Linked DNA regions of Mus musculus: regions 1 and 2 are each linked to region 3. A link is a loop called in an ENCODE intact Hi-C map of the cell type or tissue named here. Cell type or tissue: heart. All regions are shown on one strand.

Region 1 (8,000 bases), 1.7 Mb after region 3:
AGCTGGCTTGTGCGTTGGAGGGGGGCATGAGAGTAGGAAAGCGGCCTCTGCCTTTAGACACTGTGACTGGGAGAGAGGTCTCACTTATTGTATGAGCTGTAGGTGATATGGTCTGAAGAATACAAGCATGGGAGATCTGGCCTTAACATTAGCCTCCATATGGTGGCACGGATGAGGGAGAGTTACCCTCCTCCCCCTTCTGCCTGTCACCTGTGGCACATGGGAGATGTGGCCGTGGGGTCATGAGAGGAGGAGAGCTGCCTTCATCCCTCCCAGAGTGTAGCATTCAGGAGAGGACCACTTGGTCTGGGAAGCAGGGTAGAGCTGACGCTAGTTATGGAGGTTGCGGGAGAGTCAGGCCCCCAAAAACTGACCAGCTCAGATAACTCAGAGGCTTTGAATTGGCAAGACCCAACATCCACCCCATCTGCGAACTGTTGGAGCACATGAAGGGAACCGAACTACAGATTTTAAACTACAGGATATCCAAGACACAGGACAACAGCAGGATATTTGAGAGGAAGCCCAGTAAACTTCCAGGCCTGACATAGCAGAAGCCTAGGGAGCTTGTATCAGGCCAACGTCTCATTGCAATGAACATTTGCAAGCAAAGAAGTGTGGACAAAAGCGTATAGTGTGAAACACACTGTGATTCACTATTGCTTCCACAATATTTTCTTTTCTTTGTTGTAGTGTAGAAATTGCAAGGATGGGGGACAGGTAGGGAAGGTAGGGGAGATGAGTAGCATCGGTGTGCAAAATGCGAAATTGACAAAGAACCAACAAAAAGCTAAACAGTTTGAACAAATCTTACTCATTCGTTTTAGCCACATTGGTAAACAGTAGTTTGAAAACTCATTTCTTTTACATCTTATCATTTTTACTTAATTTTTAATAGAATAATGCCTTTTCTCATCTTTATTATTGTAATTAACCTATCATTTATTCATTAATTGTGCTTGGTTAGTGTCCCACAAAAAATAATCAGGATTGTGCATCTGAGTTTGGACTTACCCTCAGAGTCTGAACTCACAAATGAGTATGCAACTCCATATTCTGCCTCTCCTTCAAGTATAATTTAAACATTGACAATAGATCGGCAGTACATTGTAAGTTCTTCTGAACCAGTGGCCTTTCTGCTTCCCATAGTTGACTTATAGAAAGGTGCAGCTCTGGACTCAGTGGTAGCATACACAGTTGCTATGAGTTTGTCGTTACTGTAGCTCTCTAGTGCACTGTCAGCTTGATTTCTCGTCATCTTACATCTAAGATGTATGGTGTATAGAGAAGACAGGACTTACAACATGTCCTGGTGTGTGTCTGAGAGAGAGCAATGGTGTCTTTGGTGCCTCTCTGACAAATGACTGATATGGAAGTGTTCTGTACTTGGTGCTGGCGTTTTTGTGTAATGACCTCCCAATTGTACTTAATAACTGTACTTTCTCATCTTGCTAAAGTTGTCAAATTATCTTTTACATTTTTAAAAAACTGATTACTTAATAATAGGTTATCAAACACATTTAAAGGCTCATTTGTTAAAAAGAATCAAAAAAATTTTGGGTGCCAAGACTAAGTTTTGCCCTATGGACATAACAAGAAGTTGGTTTGTCAACATGAAAATAAATCCATAAAAGATTAGCTTAACAAATTGGAAGCAATGTGATCTTTCGAAACTCAAGCTATCCACAGTAAGTGGTCAATAACAATTTATTGATGGTGATAATGTTGTGGGCCCTTTGAAGAGCTGTTAATAATACAACGCAAACCATGTGCTGTTAAAATCCCTTGAATAGTTATTTAATAATATGATTAGACTAATTTACTGCAAGATTAAAATTGTTATCTGGCTTTAATGTGGCCACTAGAATAGCCTTGGAAAAGAGTCACTGTGCAATGCTTTTCTTAGAAGACATACTTTTGAATGTTCTTATAACATAGCAATAAAATATTGCTTTAACCTATTATCAAATTTAAGATTGTGATTTTGGAGAAGTTTCACTTTCTCTTCTAGTGAACAAAGTATAACATATTGATTCTTTCTGCGGGTTAACACATTAATTTGGTCTGGAAGGCTGGCATTAAAGATATAACTTCATTGTAAAGAGAATCTCCAAGGCTTTCTCTTAGAGGACTGGGAATTCATTCAACATTTCAATGCCATCCCTCTGTAATCTGTTGATTGGTGTTCATAATTCTTCACAGAGATATTGTGAAGATTAATGAAATAGAGTTTGTAAAGTATTTTATCTCTTCAAATGCAAGTTGTGTGAGCTGAACGTTTAGAAGCCTCATTATACACAGTCAGCGCTGTGCCAGAACTCTTAAACTGTTAGTAAAATCTCTTAAGTGTTGTACTTTATCATCGCTGTCTTGATAATGGAGGGCTATGCCTATCATATCCGTTTTTGTCTCTTCAAGACTGTTTAAGCATAGGACTACTGATGCTTGACATTTATCTACGTTACAGGGATCCTCTTCCATTTGGAGTGGATGGAATTTGTACAAGATCCATCTTATAATGTTATCTAATAATGTCAGGCTCTATATATGTAAAACATAGGGTTGCAAAACAGTGATGCACTTTAAAGCGTAAGCCTATGTATAATAAACACCCCAAGGCCTTACATCACAACATAGAGGGCTTTGTTCTTACAGCAGAAGACCTTCAAAGTATAAGAAATCCTATTTATTAAGATATATAAAAGGTAATATTATGTCAACAGAATCTCTTAAATATAAGACTAATTCAAAACTGTATTTTTCTAGAAGACTCTATAATTTTTAGAAAAAAAAAAACAAAAATGAAATTCCTTTTGAACTTCTTATTATCTACTTCTGTCTTATGGGAAAAAGAAGTGATGAAGCGTGAACATGCAAATTGAACCAAGACTATCAGTTTGAGATTTTGGGGGGAGGGAATGGTGGAGTCCACTTTCACAGTCATCATAGATTTTCAGAAAGAATTATACTAAGAGGCTGATATCACTAAAATATTTTCAGTTACAAGAAGAATTACTGGTAACTTACATGATTAGATTTCTTTTATGAAGATGAATTAATCTTCAAACTTAGTTTTTATTTTCACTACTATAATTTGAATTACGTTGTATGCTTTAGACAGAATAATTAAATTTTCATATTCAGTTCATACAAATACACCACGTGGCTTCACAACGCAAGAAAGATCATAGTGTTTATAATGACTCAACTTTGCAACGTTACACTTCTCTGATGCTGATATATATGTAACATAAAAATTTTTCATTTGACACAGCAGAACAATATGGAATTAAAAATATAGTGAGGATTAGTGAGGAAAATTAAATCTGAGGGAAATAATCAGGTGAAGGAATTATATGGTTTAATTGAGCATTATAATATACAGTATCACTTGACTCTGATGTTTATTTTATCAATATAGAATGTTTTATTAATCCCAACACTGTTGCTCTAAACAGAAAATTATCATATTCACCTATATTTTATACACTTGTCATATTTTAAGTAATCATAAATAGAGACTGTGGTACTATAGTACATTAATTGACATTAGAAATTTAGCAGTGTATATAAATATTTGAGTCTATGCTTTATTGAAGGGAATCATTTTATAGACAGATATTTTAGTATAAAATTATAAAGATGTGATCTGAAAGAATATTTTAAAGACTCTTCTTATTCCAAGTTGCAAAAGACTATTATCTGCCACTTAGAAAGATTCTAAATAACCCTACAGCTCAGACTTGATTGAATTGCAAAGATCCAGTATGACTAAATATAAAGTCATATAAAATTCTAAATATAGTTATGTTTTAGACATGTCTGTTTGACCGGGTTTTCTTATTTATACAAGGTACTCTTACATTATATTACAGTGGTTTATATGTGATTACATTTGAATATTTTTGGCAATTTTTTTCACTTAAGATTTATATTCATCAAAATACTGAAACTGGTAGAGTTACTCTATACTAGGAATTTTATAACATGACATTCTGTAAGTTTCCCCATGGAGTAAGTGGGGAATAACCAAATAGTTCAGGAAAGCAAATAATAATTTTTAAAATGTTTATATTTGGAAAAGAACTCCAGGCTTTCTTTAAGCATAATCACTAATGTTCAAACAGGATTATTTATCAAAGAAAAACAAAATGGCTAGCAATAATGTGAAATTTAAAGACTTGAGAGTATCTATCAAAGTTAGAAATAGTTGAAGTATTTGCTCTCTTATAAGTGTATAGAATTCCACAAGGATTCAGAGTAAACTGTGAAGAAGGGTGAAAGCGCCACCTATTGATAAGAATATGCAAATTGTTTGTTGACAGCGCTTAGCAGAGTAAGCTGCTCTAACTAAAGTAAAAGAATTTCCAAGGCTGAAGATTTTACTTGCTCATTATAGAATTATTTTATTTTATTTATCAATAATTGGCTCATTTCACATTTTGATCAATTCTAGTTATCCTGAAACAGTGGTACCTGGTTTTTCAGTACATTCTGTTTGGAGAAAAATAATGATCCTCTTATAGGTGTATTTGAGGAATTGTGTACTGAAATAACAGAAACAAACATATCTAATCATATCTGTTTTATGAAATAATGAATTTCCTAGAATAAAATGAGCAGCCACAATCCCATATTTGTTTTACAAAAACAAGGATATAAAAGTCATATGATTAAATAGATTCTCTTAACATACATCAAGCATATACCATAATAAATGTGTCTTGAATATATCAACATATTCATTAGTTTTCTCTTTTCCTTTAGTGTCTTACATCCTGATAATGTTTTTTAACTCAATATGTGAATATTCACCACTTGGATTGGAATTAATATATCATATAGTTTTAATGAAAAGAAATTTATTATTTTAAAATAAGATTTTATGCCTTCATAGAGAAGAAAGATTAAACTTGATATAAAATAGCTTTATTCTTGTGTTAGGTCACACAAAGGAAAGGTGCTTTTTTTTAAATGAACTCAATAATATATTTATCCTTTCAATTCACTGAAAGTTTTGGGACTTAACTCCTAAACTTATCTAAAGTCAGCAACTGCTTACAACACGAAGTCAAAGGGCAGCAATTCTTAGTAACCTTCAGAAAAGTTCTTCCACAGTGGAGGGTTAGCTCACACAATCACCTAACTTTGGGAAAGAAAGCATGATTTGAAGGCAGTTAATTAAGTTAAACTGTGCTAAAATTTGTCTTTAAAATGAACTCTGCTATACGATATTTACCAAGAGAGAAAGAAATAAATGCCAGATTTCCCCAATTTTCTAAATATGATGTTTAAGGATTATTGCATCAGTATTTATTTCAGTTCAATGCAATTGTAATGTCTCCATTTTACTAGCCTTAGTTGAAATTTTACAGGTTACCTTTGTTCTTTCCTAGATCAATAAAGTAACAGCAGATAGCTATTAATATATTTCTTTGCATCTGCACAGCGAAAACTTTAAATATTAAAACGAAATATTGCAGCCCATATATCATCTACTCTTACAAGACAGGAATGACAGTATTAAGATGCACATTCAGGATAGCACTCTTTCTACTTTGAACGCTGTCAAGAACAAAGTGCTTTACAGACTTAAAATAAATCTAGGTACTAATCCATTGAATTTCTGACAACAGGAGCCCAAGGTTTCCATGCACTTAGCTGAGTACTGCCTAAGAGCTTGTGCATTATTTATGTCCACTAATGGTGTTGCAATGCGCTTTGTGTGAGGCGGTGACAGTGCAATCTGCTAAGATAGCTACTGCTGTGGACAAAGCCATACATTTTCTTGAGCTTGAATTTTTGACAGAATACTCTATTAATGCCAATTCTGCTTAAGTAAATGCTGAACAGGGGTCAGTTGTTCCTTTTTTCCCCCTTCTCTTATTATTTAAGAAAACAGTGCCATAAAATTGAAAATGATGTTCTGAGGTTTGTGGGATTCTTGCAGTACAATAGTAGCTGGTAAAGGTCATTCTACTTTTTTGTCTACTTTTATGATTCCGTGTGATGGTCCACAGACTCAATAGGAAAGCTCTTAGCACCGGGGTAGGGAGGTGCTAGTAATTCCAGTTTCAATGCCATTATACTCTTCAGTGGATCAATAGAATTAAATGAGCTGAGATATTAGGAAAATATTGAAAAAATGCAGGAGGTTGCATTGTTTGACCAAGGTTGGGATGAGTTGAAAATGAAGAACCAAATAAAGAACCATCTATAGCAGCTGTCAATAAATCATGAGAAGCACACATGGAACCGAATGGAATACAGCATAAAGCCTCAAGCCGTGAATGACTGTAATGCGTTTTGTGTCTTTTAATCAATTTATTCCAAAAATCCAATACAGTTATCTGTTATCAATCACGTAAGGTTTTTCATGCAGCCTGTGCATGTGTTCACATTGCCTTACTTAAATGTTCATGGATCTTTAACAGTGTTTTTGTCCAGGGGAAATATTCTTTAAATGGATTGAAAATAACTTAAAATTTATATATACATATATAAATACATATACATATATGTGAAGGTGTACATATATGTATATATGTGAAATTCAATGACAAAGAAGTGAGAAGATATGCTTCAGGTTTTTTTTTAATAAAAATAAGTATTGTATTCACTTTTTAACATCTCTATTTCTTTGAATGCAAAACTTGTGCGGAAGATAGATTTGTACATGATTTCACCCTATATACTGGTGTTTGTTATTTAATTAGACTCAAAGAGGTCAATACATTCTAGTCTCCTTAATAGCAAAATCAACTTAAAAGTGTTTTATTTATCTCAATAATAAGAGATGCATTTTAGATTGAAGAGCAATAATATAATGATATTTCTCGTTGAATTAATAGGCACAGAAAGAGTCTCATCAATCTTTAAAATGTGGAATATTGTGTAAAATAACTACATAGATTTATTTCTTGTTTTTTAGCTTTTCCAAATGTTTCCTCTTTTAAAAATTAAAATAATTAAACTCAAGCCTACATTGTCATAGCATCCTAATTTTCATAGATAGTTTCTAATAAATACTGTTCAATCAGAACATATTCTCATTGAAGCTAATATAACAATGCTGTATTGACCTTGGGCAGTAATATATGTCCTTTCAGCTGCAGGAAATACATATGGCTGTTTCTAGATAACAGTTTAGGATAGTGAGTTGCAAATGGGACTCTTAGTAGGGATATTTAATAAATGGTTCATCTTTTAATGTCTGAATGAAGTTGATGACCATAGAAACAATGCAGTTACAAAAATGAAAGTATGTCTGCCCTGTAGGGGACTGGACAAACAGACTGCCAGTGTGTGCACTACCATGAACAGCAATCGTGAGTCATACATGAGTGATTTCTTGCTACTTCCTAGGTTTTCTAAAATGACAGCAATATCATTACACTATGGGTCTGTTAATTTTGACTCTTAATGGCTGTGAACAGCAAACATGTCCTTTTTCAGCAGTCTTTGAATTTCTTAGGTTGACACATATACTAACCTGGAATTTTTAAATTGTACCTTGTTGGAACAATTGTACAAAATGACAAATTCAGTTTATGATAGACCACAAATGACTTTGATATCTGTGCTGAGTTCAAATAAATCCATTGTTGGTATAAGAGACTCTATTTGACTAAGCTGACAAATGTTGATATTCTCATTATAATATTTATCATCTGAACCCAAAGTGATACCTCTCATCTGGGAAGGAGGTGCTAATTTAAAGATAGGTGCTATATTTTGGAAACACACTTTGTAAACTCAGCACAAGACTTACATAAGATATAGATAATGCATCACATTTAATTTCTCTGATATCATTTAGATGTTTTTCCATAGATGCTGAGATTTTTATAAAGATGTTAGTTATTTGTTTAAAATCTATAATAGTAACAATTTTATAACTTGACAATAAAAAATAAAAATTTATCTCAAGGGAAAAAAACCTCATTTTAAAGAAAATATTTAGAAATATAATAGATAATAGTCAATTAGAAAAATTTAAA
Region 2 (8,000 bases), 1.5 Mb after region 3:
TGAAAATATCACAAGGTACAACTGTATCTCACAAATTATTTTTAGTTCCTTCTGAGGGCTGCAGCTCACTATTCCTGCCTAGCATTCTGGGAACGTATCAGATCACGTGACTGGCCTGGATAAATATACAGTACTGAACTTCATAGAAAATGAACAGACTATGTTTTGGACTATATATGTACACACACACACACATACTCAATAACCATTAGTGGAGAAAAAAGAAGCTACAAATTTAGAGGAGAGTGGGCAGGGGTGTGTGTCAGAGTTGGGAGAAAGGAAAGGGAAGGAAGAAATATTGCAAGTATATCACAATCTCGAAATTAAAAATAAAGCTACAGTTTCTAATGAATACATATCACTTTCACACTGAAATATAATGTCTGAAAACTATGCCATCATTAGTTATAGGAAAGCTGTAATTCCCTTCTGATATGTGTAGAGCGTCTATTTCATTTCCAACATTGATGAGAAGCATGGGTATTCAAGACAGGGCTTCTTCGTGTAGCCCTAGAATTCCCTGAACTAGCACAAGGCTAGCCTTGAAATTAGCAATCTGCCTCTGCCTGGCAAGGACTGGGATTACAGGAATATACCACCAACACCACCAACACCCTGTTGAAAAAGAGAACAATAAGCCATATTTTGACTTATTAGGAGGAAACTGAAAATGCCCAGCATTTTTACTTTGATTTTCCTTGCTTACCCTCTTAACATCGTTGCAGTAACTCTGTAGTGATAGTTTAAGTAAGGAGTCTTTCAAAGTCTTACATGGTTTGTAACTTTAATAGAATATAACACACAGCGTGCCACCTGTAAGCAAGCTCTTCTTTTGGAGCACAGCTGGAATCACTTGAGCCTCTCAGGCCTATCTATGTTACTTGAGTTCCCTTTAAAACCACCTTGATTAGTTGACCTGATATACTTCCATACTATAAGTCCGATGGAAAAGAGGGTGGCAAAATTTTTATGGAATATTATTTTTAATTGAATGTGCCCTCTTAAAAGAACAATTTAATTGAGATTTAATAACTCTATAAAAGATAAATCTAGCTGCCATGTAATAAACAGTAATTAATTAGTTAATATCAATTAAATACTAAAAATATTAATTTACATTTTATGTCTAACTACTGTAATTCGCTATAGCTATCTTATTAAATGCTAATTAAATTCCTAAATATTCTTACAAATTTAATGCATTAATAACAAGAACGTAAGTACATATTTACTATATCTGCACTTCTGAGTTCATTACATGGCACTGAGATTTATCTCTTTTGCAGTAATTAAATATACTAAGCAAACCTCAGTAACTTTTCCTAACACAGACCATCACTGTTTTATTAATTTCAAATTAAATGCTCATTTCAGGTTTTTAATCTACAGCTGCCCCAAACAATTTTCTACGGGCAGAGCAAAGGTTATTGTGTGTTTAATTAAAGTTTATTTTCTTAAACTTTGGGTGCGAGATTTCTAAATATGACTCATGCTTTCTCAGAATAGCTGGTAGTAACCTTTTGATAACAATATTCATTAACATTTTTCTCTATATGTCATGTTCTTCTTCTGTGTTATCTTCATTCTCTGTTTAACTGAGTCTATAACTCTTAGGAGTTTTTGTCTTTCTGTTTGTGTCAAACCAGCAAAGATATTCCTTTCCTTCTTCATCATTAAAAGATAGAGTTATTAATAGCATCACAGAGAGACAGAGAGAGAGAGAGACAGAGAGAGAGAGAGACAGAGAGAGTCACAGAGAGAGAGAGACAGAGAGAGAGAGAGCAGAAAAGCATCCCATATGATATTTGTAAGCAAAGTGAGACCAGCTGGAAAAGCTGCGAGAGGAAGCAGCCTCTGCCAGGGTTCCAGCCTCAGGATGATTTCCCAAAGACGAAGGGAAAATACAGTCCTTGCATGTATCAGATGATTTAGAATCTTCAGTGCTTCCAGATATGATGGGGGACGTCATAAAGACAGGAGGCTGCTGTGCAGCAAGGAAAGCACATTAGCTATTAACCTTCCCCCAGCCGATCAACTTTATTTTGCAATCTTCCCTCAGAACCATTAGAATACCCTGAAGAAATAACTTTCCAATTAAAAAGGATCTCAGAGAACAAAGCCATTTTATCTCTGACTCCTGGTGTTCTTTATTCCAATAATTTAAATTGGAATTGATTTTTCAATTTAGCCGTTGACTTGCTATGGACACATAGCAGAAAAGGCCGAACAGAATTGCATGGCTGAAATATTTGTCTTTGTGATGTACTTCTCATAAATTCACAGGACTCCCCCTCCCTTGAAATGTATTTTCTTTGGCTGCCTTGCCTTAGACAACAGCTTTTTAGCACAGCATGGGCAAACTGAGAAAAACACGTCCACCATGATCTCAGAGATCTCACCCTCATTCCTTATAGATTTGTCTAATTGCTAAATCCTCTGGAAAATAAATAAAACAAGCTTATCAAATAATAGGCATTCTTGAAGCCCCACTATGTCTGCTAATTTTTCAGTAAGATTTAATTTATTTAAAAAGTAGATTCCTTTTCAATATATTTTTGATTCAAAAATATGCTTTAAAAGATATTGGATTTCTCCATAAATTCGGTAATTATTGATAGCTAAAAATATTATATTTCAATTAACACTTAATTAAATACTTCAAATGCTAAATTGCACTTTATTATTCTTTTTATGTTTGATAGTAAAGGGGCAACCAATAATTACTTCAGCATTTGGTAACAGTTCCAGCCTCTTGTCTGAAAATTTCTGACTGTTTACTCTGTGACCTTAGAAGAAATGCCACAGCCTTTGTCAGGGCCCCTTCCTGTTTCCTCACCCTGTCACTCCAGCAGGTGTCCCTACTTTCCTTTGTTTCAAAGCTCAGTCCCTCTTCTGAGATCATTACTGATGTGAATTGCAGGCTTGAAAGGAAATCCTGAGCTCATAACATTGTTTAACGTTTACTAAACATTGCATTGCTTAGTATTCAGACCCCATGAGGCTTTTGCTGTTCATTGTCTCTTAGATGATTGTCTGAAGGCATAACCTCAGAACCTGTCCTTGAAAAGTAAGTAGGAAAAAAAAAAAGAAAGAAAGAAAGAAAGAAAGAAAGAAAGAAAGAAAGAAAGAAAGAAAGAAAGAAAGAAAGAAAGAAAGAGAAAAAAATAAAAAGGAAAGAGGGGAAAAAAGAGGAAGAAAGCTCTCTTACCAAACCAAGAACAAAGGAGAACATGGAACCAACTAGAAAGTGCCTCATAGCAGGAATTTAGGACTAGGATTTTCAGGGCTAACATGGTTAACTGGCTGCAAGCATGGGGATATGAGTTGAGATGTCCAGCATCCTTTATATTGTGAGGAGGATCCTGAGCGAGCTTCTTTCGAGCCAGACAAATCATTGTAAGTGACAACTTTTCTGGAAAACTGAAGATAGCGATCAGCAGGTATAATATGCATGTATGAAACTGTCAAGGAACAATTTAATTCATACTAAAATAATAATTTAGCAAATAACTAATCATCATGAATATTTTGGATGTCTTAAAAATACACTGCCTGTTCTTTCATCCCATTGATTTGGGCTTACACTAAAATATGAATATGATCTCTAATCTTAACATTGTTGATTCGTTGCCAGTTCCTTGAGTGTTGTTTAATTTCTTATAAATGTACTTAGGCAGAAAAAGATTTTCAAAGCTAAGGTAAACCAAGTGAACAGTAGAGGGTAGCTAACTCGGACCTCTAGCCTCATGCCTGACTCTGACTTCTGACCTCCGGAGGCACACAGGCACACAGACACACACAAGCACACACTACACAAACACCACGCAAACACACACACACACACACACACACACACACACACACACACACACACACACACTATGATTTGCTACTCCACTTTTTATGCAAAACAGTGTTAGGAATCTAGTTGGTATTCAAAAATCTGCTGACTCTATGAATTATCCTGAAGTTTCCATCTGATTTTCTTCTCCGTAGCCAGTTATAAATTAATGCAGTGAAAAAAAATACTTCTAGTAAATATGATAAATGTACTTCTGTACTTACTACTGTAGCAAGTAAGTAGATATAAGCTCCAACTACACATTTCTGTTATAGAAGCCTGGCGGTTTGGCACTAGTCCTTCACTTCCAGATGTTGTATGATCTATATTTAAAAATGATTAAAATAATCTGTGTCATGTGCCATGAGAGATCATGTGGCTAGGAGAAGCATGCATTCTTTTCTAAGCAACATAGGAATTATAAGAAATGCTTTTGCAGCAGTAGCTTGTGAGACATTGAAAGAGAACTCTTGTGTGTGTTTGACACCTCTCTAATCACCAGAAAATACACTCAACAAAAATTCCTATCTTCTTGTACCCTGCAATCTTAAAAAACAAACAAACCATGTTAAAAATAAGTTAAGAGGTCAAAAAATATGCACTGGGGGCTGGAGAGATGGCTCAGCAGTTAAGAGCACTTCTAGAGGTCCTGAGTTCAATTCCCAAGGATGTGGTGACTCAAAACCATCTGTAATGGGATCTGATGCCCTCTTCTGGTGGGTCTGAGGAAAGCAACAGTGTACTCACATAAAATAAATACATAAATCTTTTTAAAAAAATGCATTGGAATGAAATGTGAGACCGCTAGCTAGAGTAGCAAATTGGTGAGGACTCAGAGCAGAAGGTGGGTGGTTAGAAGAAGGATGCTTAGAAAAATTCACTAAGAAACTAGCTGTTTACAGGGGTGGATATTGTGATGTAAGTGCTTTCCAAGAAAGAGCAGATTGTAAAAAGTTCTAGTCCAAGAGTGTGCTCAGGGGATTTGACAGCAAGTAGCCAGTGTGGTATAAATAAGCCTGGGAGACCTTAGGTTCCAAAGGGCTTTGTCGTGCACTGCAGGGACAATGGCTGTTATCCTATCAGAGAGAGACCCATTGACAGTTTCTCCTGTATCATTCCCATCTTACTTTAAATGAACAGAAAGTTCTTGTTGCCAGACCTGTTTTAACACCCCCGCCCCATCCCCAGCCTCTGGGTGAAGGGTCATGGTGATTTTTTTAAACAAAGCTTTCATCTTCAGACCTCATATTATAGACTCTAGAGACAGTATCTTTTATTTTTCTTTCTTTTTTCCCTCTTGGCCCAAAACATTTTCTTTGTCCAGCTGCAATACTATTGCCAGCTCTAGTTGTCAGTGACTCTTGCCTGCAGAGGCACCCATCTTTATGACTCCTCATCTATATCAGATAAGGGCTCCATAGGTGGTTGATAGAATATCCTCCTACCTGCAGGAAGATAAACTGTAATTAAAGCCATGCTGGTTTAGCTTGAGGTCTTTCTGTTTACACATTCTGGTCCTTTATATTTTAGACACTGAGGCCTCTATTACTGTATTTCATAGCATTCCCTCACATAATATTCCTGTAGTGTGAAACCTACTTGTATACTGTTTCTCCAGCAATCACTTTCTAGCATTCCTTTAACCTCTAACCTAAATCATCATGTATTTTCTCTCTTCACTAGATCTTTGCCTCAGAATTAAATCTGACAGGAAACCAAAACCCAACTCTCTTGTGAAATTTAGTGCTCACTTAGTCTCTACCCTATTAGCCGTTCTTTATTACAGTTCCTCAGAAATAGTTATTATCATAACCAATTTGTTTTGTTCAATTTTTATTTCTGTTTTCTCCAAACTTATTTGAACAAAGCTTCTATTTTTCTTTTCTAACTTGTTTGCTAAAATACATTTAGCAAAGGAATTTCCTAAACCCGATAATCAGATTCATCTGCCAGACTTCAATCAAATTGTATTTGATCAGCATGGTTGTTCTTGTCTCTTTAAACCTTTTCTTTGTATTCCTAGATACATGTCAACCCCAGTTCCATTATACTCATTAGCCAGCCTTCCATGATCTTGAGTATTTGTGATCATGGCAAACTCTTTTCTCATTTACTTAGTGATGCTTCTCCTTGGTAACTGAGGTAGTCTGCACTACTCTGGTGTACTCTAAAATTTTCCATCTTTTTGCCTGCTTACTGTCGTTGTGTAGTTTAGGATAAAATATCTACTGGAAAGACCCAAGTCTCATGCTAGATATAGTATACTTTTTTTTTTTTTTACAAATTGTGTGTGAGTTGAATTTGCTACAATATTTCATACACACACACAAAAGGTAACCCCATTATTACAGCTGTCACTACCAGTAAATTGGAATTCTCCTTAAATTGTTTCACTTGAGCAAACTCTACCAAAAACTATTCCAGCTCTACCTTCACACTCTACATGGAATCTATCTTCACCTTGAATGCGGATACCATGATGACAGTTATCAGTCTTGGTCACCTTGACTACCACAATTATCTTCTGATTACTCTCCCTAGTCATTTCCTGTCCTCAAGAACAGAAGGAGAGGAACAAATCTATTAACATAAAAGACAGATCATATTGTTCTACGCATAAGGTTCATGGCCATGAATAAAATGAGAATCTTATACAGAATGAAGATCATAATCTTTAAATCCCTGTTGATCATACTGTATTTAGCCTTCATTGAGTTGGTTAAATTTTCAATAGACAAATCTCAAGCTATCGTAGTGTGCATTAGACTAGTAGTTATTCTGATATTACCTGTTAAAAAGGTCTGGACCAAATCTTCCTGAACTAGGATAAAGGTTGAGTTCTGGGAATTAAACCTGGGTCTTCTATGAGGGTGGCAGTGCTATTTACTTTGGACCTAACTCTACAACACTCCCTGAGAGTTTTTGAAGTGTCTTTTCTCACAGAAGATGTTTTTTCTAGCCACCTCCCTTTGAGGTATGTCTCTTTTTTCAAATGTCTTTATTTACCTAGACAATTTAAACTTTCTCATAATATCGCCTTCTGGTAGTATATATTATAGTCAGTTATTTTATAATATGTAAATCACACAATAGAAATGGTTTTGTATATGTTTCCCTCCTGCAGGAACATATCTGATGATATTGTAAATGTTGAAATCAGTCTCCATTTTAAAAGAATAGTATTACATCTTGTAAATTACATTTGTCGCCAAAATATCTGTTCAAGTGATGTACTTTTTAATTTAATTGAAGCTTTGTTGCCTCTCATTTTCTAACTAAATGCTTACTAAAACTGACAAGTTAATTTAGAAATTATTTATTCTCCATGTTTCTACTTAATTTTACATTTATGTCCTCTGTCATAAGCCTACTTGACAGTAAAAAAAAAAAAGTTATGTTTGAGATTGAAATGAAATGCAAACTTTTTATTTGAGCTGAAAATTATATTGTGCACTTCAAGTTTTGATATGGCATCCTTACTTAAGTGCATGCAGAGTTTTATACTATTTTAACCATTACCAATTTTACAACACAGTTTTACATGTTTGGTTTGCAAGCTTCCTTAATATCATCCATTGATTGTTTGGGGTGATTATAGCTAACTTTGTGTCTTAGAGTTCCATTGCTGTGAAAATATATCATGACCATTTCCACTCTCATAAAAGAAAACAGTTAGGACTAGCTTAGTTTCAGACATGCAACATCAGCATCACTGCATGGCAGCATAGAGACTCACATGCTGCTGGAGACAGAGCTGGGAGTCCTACATTTTGTGCATTCAGGCAGCAAGGGGAGATTGTTGCACTGGGAGTGGCTCGAGCATATATGAGACCTCAAAGCTCACTTCTAGAGTGATGTACCTCCTCTAACAAGGGCACACCTTCTAATACTGCCACAGCTTCTGGACCAAACTGTTGGTTTCTGCACAGCCACTGCAGAAGGGACAAAGTGACATAGAGCTGCCCCTGGAACAGAGCCAGCAGGGTGTGAGCCTCCATGAGTGTTGACTGTTGTTAGGTATAATGCTGTCTTGTATAATAGTGTATTATATTGTATAATATTTTGCTTCATATTCCTCCTTTGGGACATATTCTTCTTACTAAACTTAATGACTCTATGATAGTTAGAATCAGCAGGAGTCCACGAGGCAAGGGTGAGT
Region 3 (8,000 bases):
AACCAAATGGTGCCGGTCTTGTGTTAATCATGGCTAATTCTTCTGCCACAGCTAACCAGAACAACAGAATCGTAATTCAAAAATACCAAATGGAAAAAAAAAAAACAAGTGGTCTTTACTCTTCCCTCTAAAGCACCACAAACCCGGCTCCATCGTCTTCATTGCCCTCCACACTATTACCTTCCGAGCTTCTATGGAAAACTCACTACTCTCTTAATCCCCGATGGCTATTCTAGTCCCAAGGGCCAAAGTTCTTCCATAATTCTCTTAAAAGAAACATGGTCGGGTTTGTCACATCAATACCCCACTTCTGGTACCATCTCGTCTGAGGGTTTCTACTGCAGTGATGAAGCATGACCAAAAAGCAAGTTGGGAGTAAAGTTTGGGTTACACCTCCACACCACTGTTCACCATGAAAGGAAGTCAGGACTATAAGACAAAAGGGCAGGAACAGTGAGGCAGGAGGTGATACAGAGGCCATGGAGCCATGCTGCTTACTGTCTTATTCCTCACGGCTCACTCGGCCTGTTTTCATAGAGAACCCAGGGATGGCGTGACCCACAATGGGCCCAGCCCTTCCATCAATCACTGATGTCACTGACTCGCCTGCAGCCTGATCTTAGAGGCATTTTCTTAATTGAGGGTCCTTCCTCCCAGATGACTCCAGCTTGTGTCACATTGACATGACACTCTCCAGCACAGCCTTCATTGGAGAAGTGGGCTTTCCCTAGCTGGGGCGTTCTGAGCTCTTACATTATTTGTAACAAGTGCAGAAATCTCAGGGCTGCAAAAGCTCAGAATACCCAAGATACAATTCACAGACCACATGAAACTCAAGAAGAAGGAAGACCAAAGTGTGGATGCTTCAGTCCTTAGAAAGGGGAACAAAATACTCACGGGAGCAAATATGGAGACAGTGTGGAGCAGAGACTGAAGGAAAGGCCATCCAGAGACTGCCCCACATGCAGATCCACCCCATAAACAGTTACCAAACCCAGACACTATTGTGAATACGAAAAAGTGCTTGCTGAAAGAAGCCTGATAAAGCTGTCTCCTGAGAGGCCCTGCCAGAGCCTTACAAATACAGAGGCAGATGTTCGCAGCCAACCATTGGACTGAGCACGGGGTCCCCAATAGAACCTCCCCACCCCCCGCAAAGCTCCCAGGGACTAAGTCACCAACCAAGGAGTACACATGGCTCCAGCTGCATATGTAGCAAAGGATGGTCTTGTTAGGCATCAATGAGAGGAAAGGTCCTTGGTCCTGTGAAGGCTCCATAGATGTTCCAGTGTAGGGGAATTGAGGGTGGGGAGGCGAGAGTGGGTGGGTGGTTGGGTGGGTGGTTGGGTGGGTGGGTGGAGGAACATCTTCATAGAAGCAGGGGGAGGGAGGATGGGATTGGGGTTTCTAGGAGGGGGAAAAAATCTCAGGTCTTGGCAGCTCTGGAAAGGACAGACAAAAGGGGAAAGATAGTGTCAGGGAGAGTTCCAGGGGGGAAAGATAAACAGGAAGAAAAGAAATGGAAATGAACAAAGAGAACGCAGACATGAGATGAGGCTAGAGAAAAATCAGCAGAGCTCTGTGGCTGGCTTGATGTGGGTGACAGACCCTGAACCTTCTGTTCTGGAGAGAAAAGAGAAGGCTAATAACAGCAAACAGCTCCGGAGAGTATAAAATACCCTCGGGGGAGAAGAGCTCACAGCTTTGCATAGCAAAGCCATCTCTAGTGAAAACTTTAATCTTTAATCTTGTTATAATTTAAGGCAAGATTAATTTGTTATAACCCCAGACAACATTAGTTGGACTGAGTAGGAGAATATGTTTATATATATATATATATATCTGTGTGTGTGTGTACACATATTTTTTTTTCAGGTATGTTACACACGCCTTTAACCCCAGCACGTGGGAAGCAATTGCAGGTGGATCTCTGTGAATTCCAAGCCAGCCTGGTCTACATAGCAAGTTCCAAGCCATCCAGGCATACATAGTAATATATTGTCTCAATATATATCATAGGTATACATATATCATATGAAATGATATATGTGTGACATATCACAATATGATACATAATAAATCACAATGTGATATATATGTAGTATATAACAATTATTTTTTTTAAAAGAACATGAATTAGAGACAGGGAAGTGGTAGAGAAGTCACTGAAAGAGTTAGAGAAGTGGGAAAAGTCACAATAAACACCAACCAAAGAGCATACATGGGCTGTAGTAGATGTGCAGCTTGACCTTCATGTGGGTCCCGAACAACTGGAGTGGTGGATATCCCCCAAACTATTGCCTGTATGTGGGATATGTTCTTCTAGCTGGGCTGCTTTGCCTGGCCTCAGTGGGAGAGGATGGGCCTAGCCTAGCAAAGACTTGTGCCAGGGTTTGTGGGGGGGGGGGCATACCCAGGGGAACCCGCCTGCTCAGAGGAGAAGGGGAGAGGGGATGGGGGAAGGGTTGTGAGAGGGGGTGACTGGTGGAAAGGGGACAGTGAGCAGGATGTAAAATGAATAAGTAAAATAATAATAATAAATTTTTAAAAAGTAATAAATTTAGATAAGTGGCCACTACTGTATTTTTCATTTTATTCTGTTCTTTTTTTTTTTCCTATTTAACTTACATGGTATAACTTACATTATTTTATGCTGCTGACTGCTAGGACCCAGGCAAGCACCCAGAAAGCTCACGCCTTAGGAACACTGTCTCTCTTTCTGTTGTCATCAACTACTTTCATCTTGGGGTAAGGCCTGTGTGCCCTTCCCCCTTTTGTGTTGGAAGGTTGGCTAGTATTGTCTTGTGCAGGTCTTGTGCAGGCAACCGTGTTGTTGTCCCTGCATGTCCAGAAGACACTATTTTGCAGGCATCCTCCTGACCCTCTTAGAATTGTTCTATTCCCTCTTCCATAGTGTGAGCCTTGTGGGCAGAAGTTGTCTTAATAGACGTAATGCCATTTGAAACTAGGCCATTTAGTGTCACTAATTCCCTGTGCTTTGGCTAGCCATAGATCTCTACAATAGTCCCTGTCTGCCACAAAATGAAACTTCTTTGATGAGTAGTTGCTGTACCTATTTATAAGTATAAGGGGAAAGCATCTATTTTTTAAAAAGTTTTATTTTTGTGTGACCACGTGTGTGTGAGTGTGTGTCATGTGTGCAGGGGTGACAACAGAGAAGAAGGCATCAGATCCCTTCGAGTTGTAGTTATAAGCTGCCGGTCATGTGCTGGAATCCATGGGTCCTTTGGAAGCGCACGGAATGCTCTTAACCAATGAGCCATCTCTCTAGCCCCAACAATAAATATTTAAAAGGCAGTTGGATACTATAGGAGATAGTTTCTTCTGTAGGGTCTGGTTCCTCTCTAGACACAAGTTCTTGGCTAGGTTTATAGTACCAAGTCTTATTGATAAGACACTACAAGTCCAACCAGATAGCAGCTACTTACCCCTATGATAGGGCCACTATGGCACCACCATCTTCCTAGGTTGGTTATTATTGTAGTCTGCAGGATTTATAGCTGGGTAGGACTGCTGACAACTTTTCTCCTTTGGTGGCCTTCTTAGCATATTGACTCTATGAGAGCTAACTGTTAGACAGGAATACCAAACATCATTTCTGCAAGTCTTTTGAGAAAGTGATTGGTATCTTTAGCAATAAGGTCTTATCATCATATTCTAGAAAACACCCAAGAGCAATAGGAAGAGCCTAGGTGACTTTTGGGGTTTCTTCAGACTCCTCATGATGGACAACTTGAAGGGAGGGAACCCTCTCTTGACAGTGTCATCTTTATGATCGTCTATGGCTTCTGGGAGGAGCTTATTTCTTTTTACTTGATTTATTAATTGATTTATTGTATGTCTGTGTGTGTCGGTGCACGCACACACCCTTAGCACGAGTGTGGAAGGCCACAAGCACCTTTTCCCTCTGAGCCTGCTTCTCCAGCCCTGGCATTTCTTTAGAACAAGGAATTCTGACGCTTACACCCACAAATGCACAAATAGCTGTGTACTTGTGTTGTAATAGTAAATATATGCTTTAGTGGAGTTAGAGGAATTTTCTTTTCTCTTCATCTCCCCTTCCTTTTGTCTCCTCTCTCCTCCCCTCACTCCTCCACCCCTTGCGGGACTATGGGTTCACATTAGAGCTTCTTAGATGGTAGACACATCCTTTCACTGAGCAATCTCCAGCACCGACTTTGTGTTTTATTTGGGTACAGGGTCTCACTAAGTCATCCAGGTTGTTTTGTATTTACTCTGTAACCTAGGCAGACCTGGAATAGCACTCTTCCTGCCTACACTTCCTAAGAAATGCCCAGCACCACACAGCCTGTCTGTGCTTCCATTTTAAAGTTGAGAAGCCACAGTTTGAGATAGAAGCCCTCAAATCGCCTCCCTCAGAAACGTACAAGCCGCTGTTTACAGGGTAAGGGGATCTAAAGGACTAGAAGAGACCTGGGACCCTGATCAGTTTGACAGTGAATGACAAGCAGTTGCGTCAAACGATGGATGCTAATACCTTAAGGGGCGGGCAGGAGCTCCGGAGGAGTTTTAGAGGCAGCCCGAAGCAACCTGCACATTTTTCTCTAAGTCTTGCTGTTCTGGGAAGGGTTGGTTTGCCCACATGCTGTCTAGTCACAGAACAAGTCCGGGAGACAGCACACTGTTTTGCTTTCTCGCCATTTCAAACGTGCCTTTTCCACACACAATACAATTTTAAAATGTAAATTAGGCATCCTCTTAGATTTCACTTTTCCACTAGATGGCAGAAAAAGCTCTTGTAATAGAGACCACTTTGCCCTCTAATCAACTCTGAAGACATTTTTTTTAATAAAGGAAGGTGTATTTTATTTCAGTTTGAACAGTAGAATATGATTATAAGACAACTGATTATTCTATAACCAACTTAATCACATTAAGCTTCAAATTAAAAAGAAAAATTTTAAATTACTCTGTGTTTATTTAAGCATCTGTGTATCCATACATCTCAACTGAGGTATAAGAGGAGCGGCATTGGCTTTAGACAAAGTGTCATCTTCTCTATTAATGTAGACCTTTTAATAAAAGGTCTTAATTAAATGGGCTTTTCAATGCATTTTGAGATGTTTTTATATTACACATGTGTAGAATTGGGTACATAATTGAGCTAAACTCAATTGTAATATATAAGCATACAGGCAACTGCATTAATAATACAGTCATCAATAATTAATAACAATATAGACAATAATATCATGATTTTAAAAAAAGCAGTGATAAAACTAGTTATAACCTTTTTCTTTTAAAAGTGGAATAAGAATGATGTGTGCTGGGCAAATGCTACCTGAGATCAGTTGGGGCAGGCTGCTTTTCTCTAATGTATTAACAATACTAACTTTTAAATCCTGCATTTTTGAATTACTCTAACTTATCACTATTTTTAAAAAACTTATAATAAGAACACTTAACTAAACCCTTGAGTTACATAGAAGTTTTACCCTCACTGTGGTTATACATACAGCCAAAGACACAATTTTATTGTACAGACCTGCAAAGAGAAAAATGGTAAAAAGTGAGTCGGATCAGAGAGAGCTGAGAAATATCAGCATAGCTTGATGCCATACCTTCGGGTTATAAAATAGAAACTACTGCAGTCTCCTGCTTTATCTCATTTGAAATTTTTTATTTATTATTATGTAAGTGTTCGCGAATGCTCTGTGTGTGTGTGTGTGTGTGTGTGTGTGTGTGTGTGTGTGTGTGTGATGGTATACAAATGGAGGTCACATGATGTTCTAGTTTGTTTTTGGTTACTGTGATAAACATCATTACCAAAGCCCATTTCAAGTAGGAGGGAAGGGTTTATTTTGGCTTACAGGTTACAGTTCATCACCAAGGGAATCACCAAGACAAGAATGTGGAGGCAGAATGTGAAACCCAGACCATAGAGGATGCTACTCTCTGGCTTGTTTATCTGGCTTCCTCAGTTACCTATTCTATTAGTCTACTCTACTAGTCTCTCCTCAAGGCACACTTGGCTAGGGATGATACCACCCACAGTGGACTGGGCCCTCCTCTGTCAACTAGCAGTTAAGAAAATGCCCCATAGGCTTTTCCTCAGGCCAATCAGATGGAGGCAATTCTTCCCAGGCAACTCTAGCTTGTGTCAAGGTGACGAAACCAAGAACAGAGGAATCCTGTGGGACTGTTTCTCTCCTCCCACCTTCATGTAAGTGCTGGAGAACGAGCTTAAGTTACTTCCTAGGCTGGCAGCAAGGGCCTTAACCAGCTGAGCTTCACACTGCACCCAGACTGTTATTTCTGTTGTCTTACTGTCTATCTTAGAATTGACTTTCAAAAGATAAAAGGTGCACTGCTAGCAGAAGAAAGGGAAGGGAAAGGAAGGGAAGGGAAGGGAAGGGAAGGGAAGGGAAGGGAAGGGAAGGGAAGGGAAGGGAAGGGAAGGGAAGGGAAGGGAAGGGAAGGGAAGGGAAGGGAAGGGAAGGGAAGGGAAGGGAAGGGAAGGGAAGGGAAGGGAAGGGAAGGAAAGGAAAGGAAAGGAAAGGAAAGGAAAGGAAAGGAAAGGAAAGGAAAGGAAAGGAAAGGAAAGGAAAGGAAAGGAAAGGAAAGGAGAAAAACAGAAAGGAAGAGAACGAGTTGTGATAAAATTGAGTGCAGCCAATCACTTATGCAGTCCATGAATCTTTTGCTATTTGCTCCAATTCAGGCAAAAGTAGTGGGAGTGGGGGCTGTGGCTCCCTCTTGTAAACTGAGAGTGTATGAGGGAGCAGAAAATTGGGGTGAGCGGATGGGAAAAGGTAGAAACGCTGATGAGGATGATGGTGATGTTGCTGTTGTTGTGAACGCGTATGAGGTTGACCACTCGATACTGCTTCAGGGCACCTCTCCCTCAATGCTTTATGACCAGCAAAACAAGCAAACTCTAGAACATGCTAGCAATTCTCAGTCTTCAGGAGCTTGGGAAGGGTCTTCTGGTCTGAGAGGGAAGGAGGCAGTCACATCTGGAGTGACCTCCGGTGGCTTGCTCTGTGTGTGAAGTAAAGAATTTACATCCAGCCCTAGGGTTCCTAGCTTAGAAAGCTTTGTGCTATATATGTATGGCAAAGCCCTCTTGTCTTGTTGGGAACCAAGGTGAGTCAACACTTTTCAGGGAGTGATCCGCTCACATGCTACAGTCAATAAGTTGCCAGGACAATGAGATTTCTGAGTAAATTCTCCTCTCTGGTATATTGACAGAAGACTAGTTTCCTATCTGTTTCTCTGCATTGGAAACTGGGGTTAAGAAAACAAAATAAAAGTGAAGCCTTCAGGGAACATTGCATTGGATTTACTGGGACATTCGCTTGTAGAGTCACATTTTAGAAAGAGTTCCAAGGCCTGTTGCCTGTGAGATGTGGGGGTCTGGTTAGCCACTTGCCATGTCTGGGCTTGCTTTCTTGAGACCTCTTGTCATGGAGAGTTAACTCCCTCCACACTTCTGTAGAAGCAATAGCAAATCACTCTTCATTCTGCCGGAGCAGCACTATTATGCCCAGCTCCCTCCATCTTCTCTCTCCTTTTCTATTTTTCTTTCAGAGAAGGAATGGAACTCAGGGCTGTTTCCTGCACAGCAGGCAGGCACACTACCCCTGAGCTCCACCCTCTAGCACTGTCAGCTCCCTGCAGCTCGCTCCCTAAACCTTCATTAGAGACCTAGGCATCTGCACTTTCTGTAAAAGCTTTCTACAACCTGAACGGTTTCTTTAGGCGGCATGAATGGATGGATGCTTCTTCTCTGCTGATCCAGCTCTGATACTCTTTCTCCAGCTGTATGAATGAGTTTGGTCTTCCTGCTGAAGCCCAGGAAGAAAAGATAGTGTGACGTCAGAGCACACAACCCTGTGGATCTCACGCTCAGCACACCTCTAATGGGCTCAGCTCGATGACAGCTGTGACGAATACCATGGCAATTTCCCAGATAAGATTGTATCCGAAGCAGGACTACATTTCCTTCAGAGTTGCAG

The links. A loop is a pair of places that touch in the nucleus more often than their neighbours do. Peaks named below come from ENCODE experiments on the same cell type or tissue, not always from the same donor. Only the 100,000 strongest peaks of a DNase experiment are listed, where the experiment ranks them.
Region 1: it touches region 3 in a loop (13-fold over the local background); 8 of 42 quality-filtered maps call a loop at or near these places.
Region 2: a loop joins it to region 3, with 5 times the contacts of the local background. A loop is called at or near these places in 7 of 42 quality-filtered maps.

Annotation. Positions count from the first base shown.
Region 1 is chr14:97,327,873-97,335,872 of GRCm38, reverse strand. No RefSeq gene overlaps it. Among named protein-coding and RNA genes, the nearest start is that of Gm23276, 4.8 kb to the left of the region's middle. In heart, a CTCF peak has its summit at 4,284; no DNase peak of the experiment used is centred here.
Region 2 is chr14:97,554,633-97,562,632 of GRCm38, reverse strand. No RefSeq gene overlaps it. Among named protein-coding and RNA genes, the nearest start is that of Gm23276, 220 kb to the right of the region's middle. In heart, CTCF peaks have their summits at 2,835 and 4,558 (motif pointing left); a DNase peak (open chromatin) is centred at 2,842.
Region 3 is chr14:99,019,244-99,027,243 of GRCm38, reverse strand. No RefSeq gene overlaps it. Among named protein-coding and RNA genes, the nearest start is that of Mzt1, 23 kb to the left of the region's middle. In heart, a CTCF peak has its summit at 4,766 (motif pointing right); no DNase peak of the experiment used is centred here; H3K4me3 peaks cover 815 bases; H3K27ac peaks cover 2,010 bases.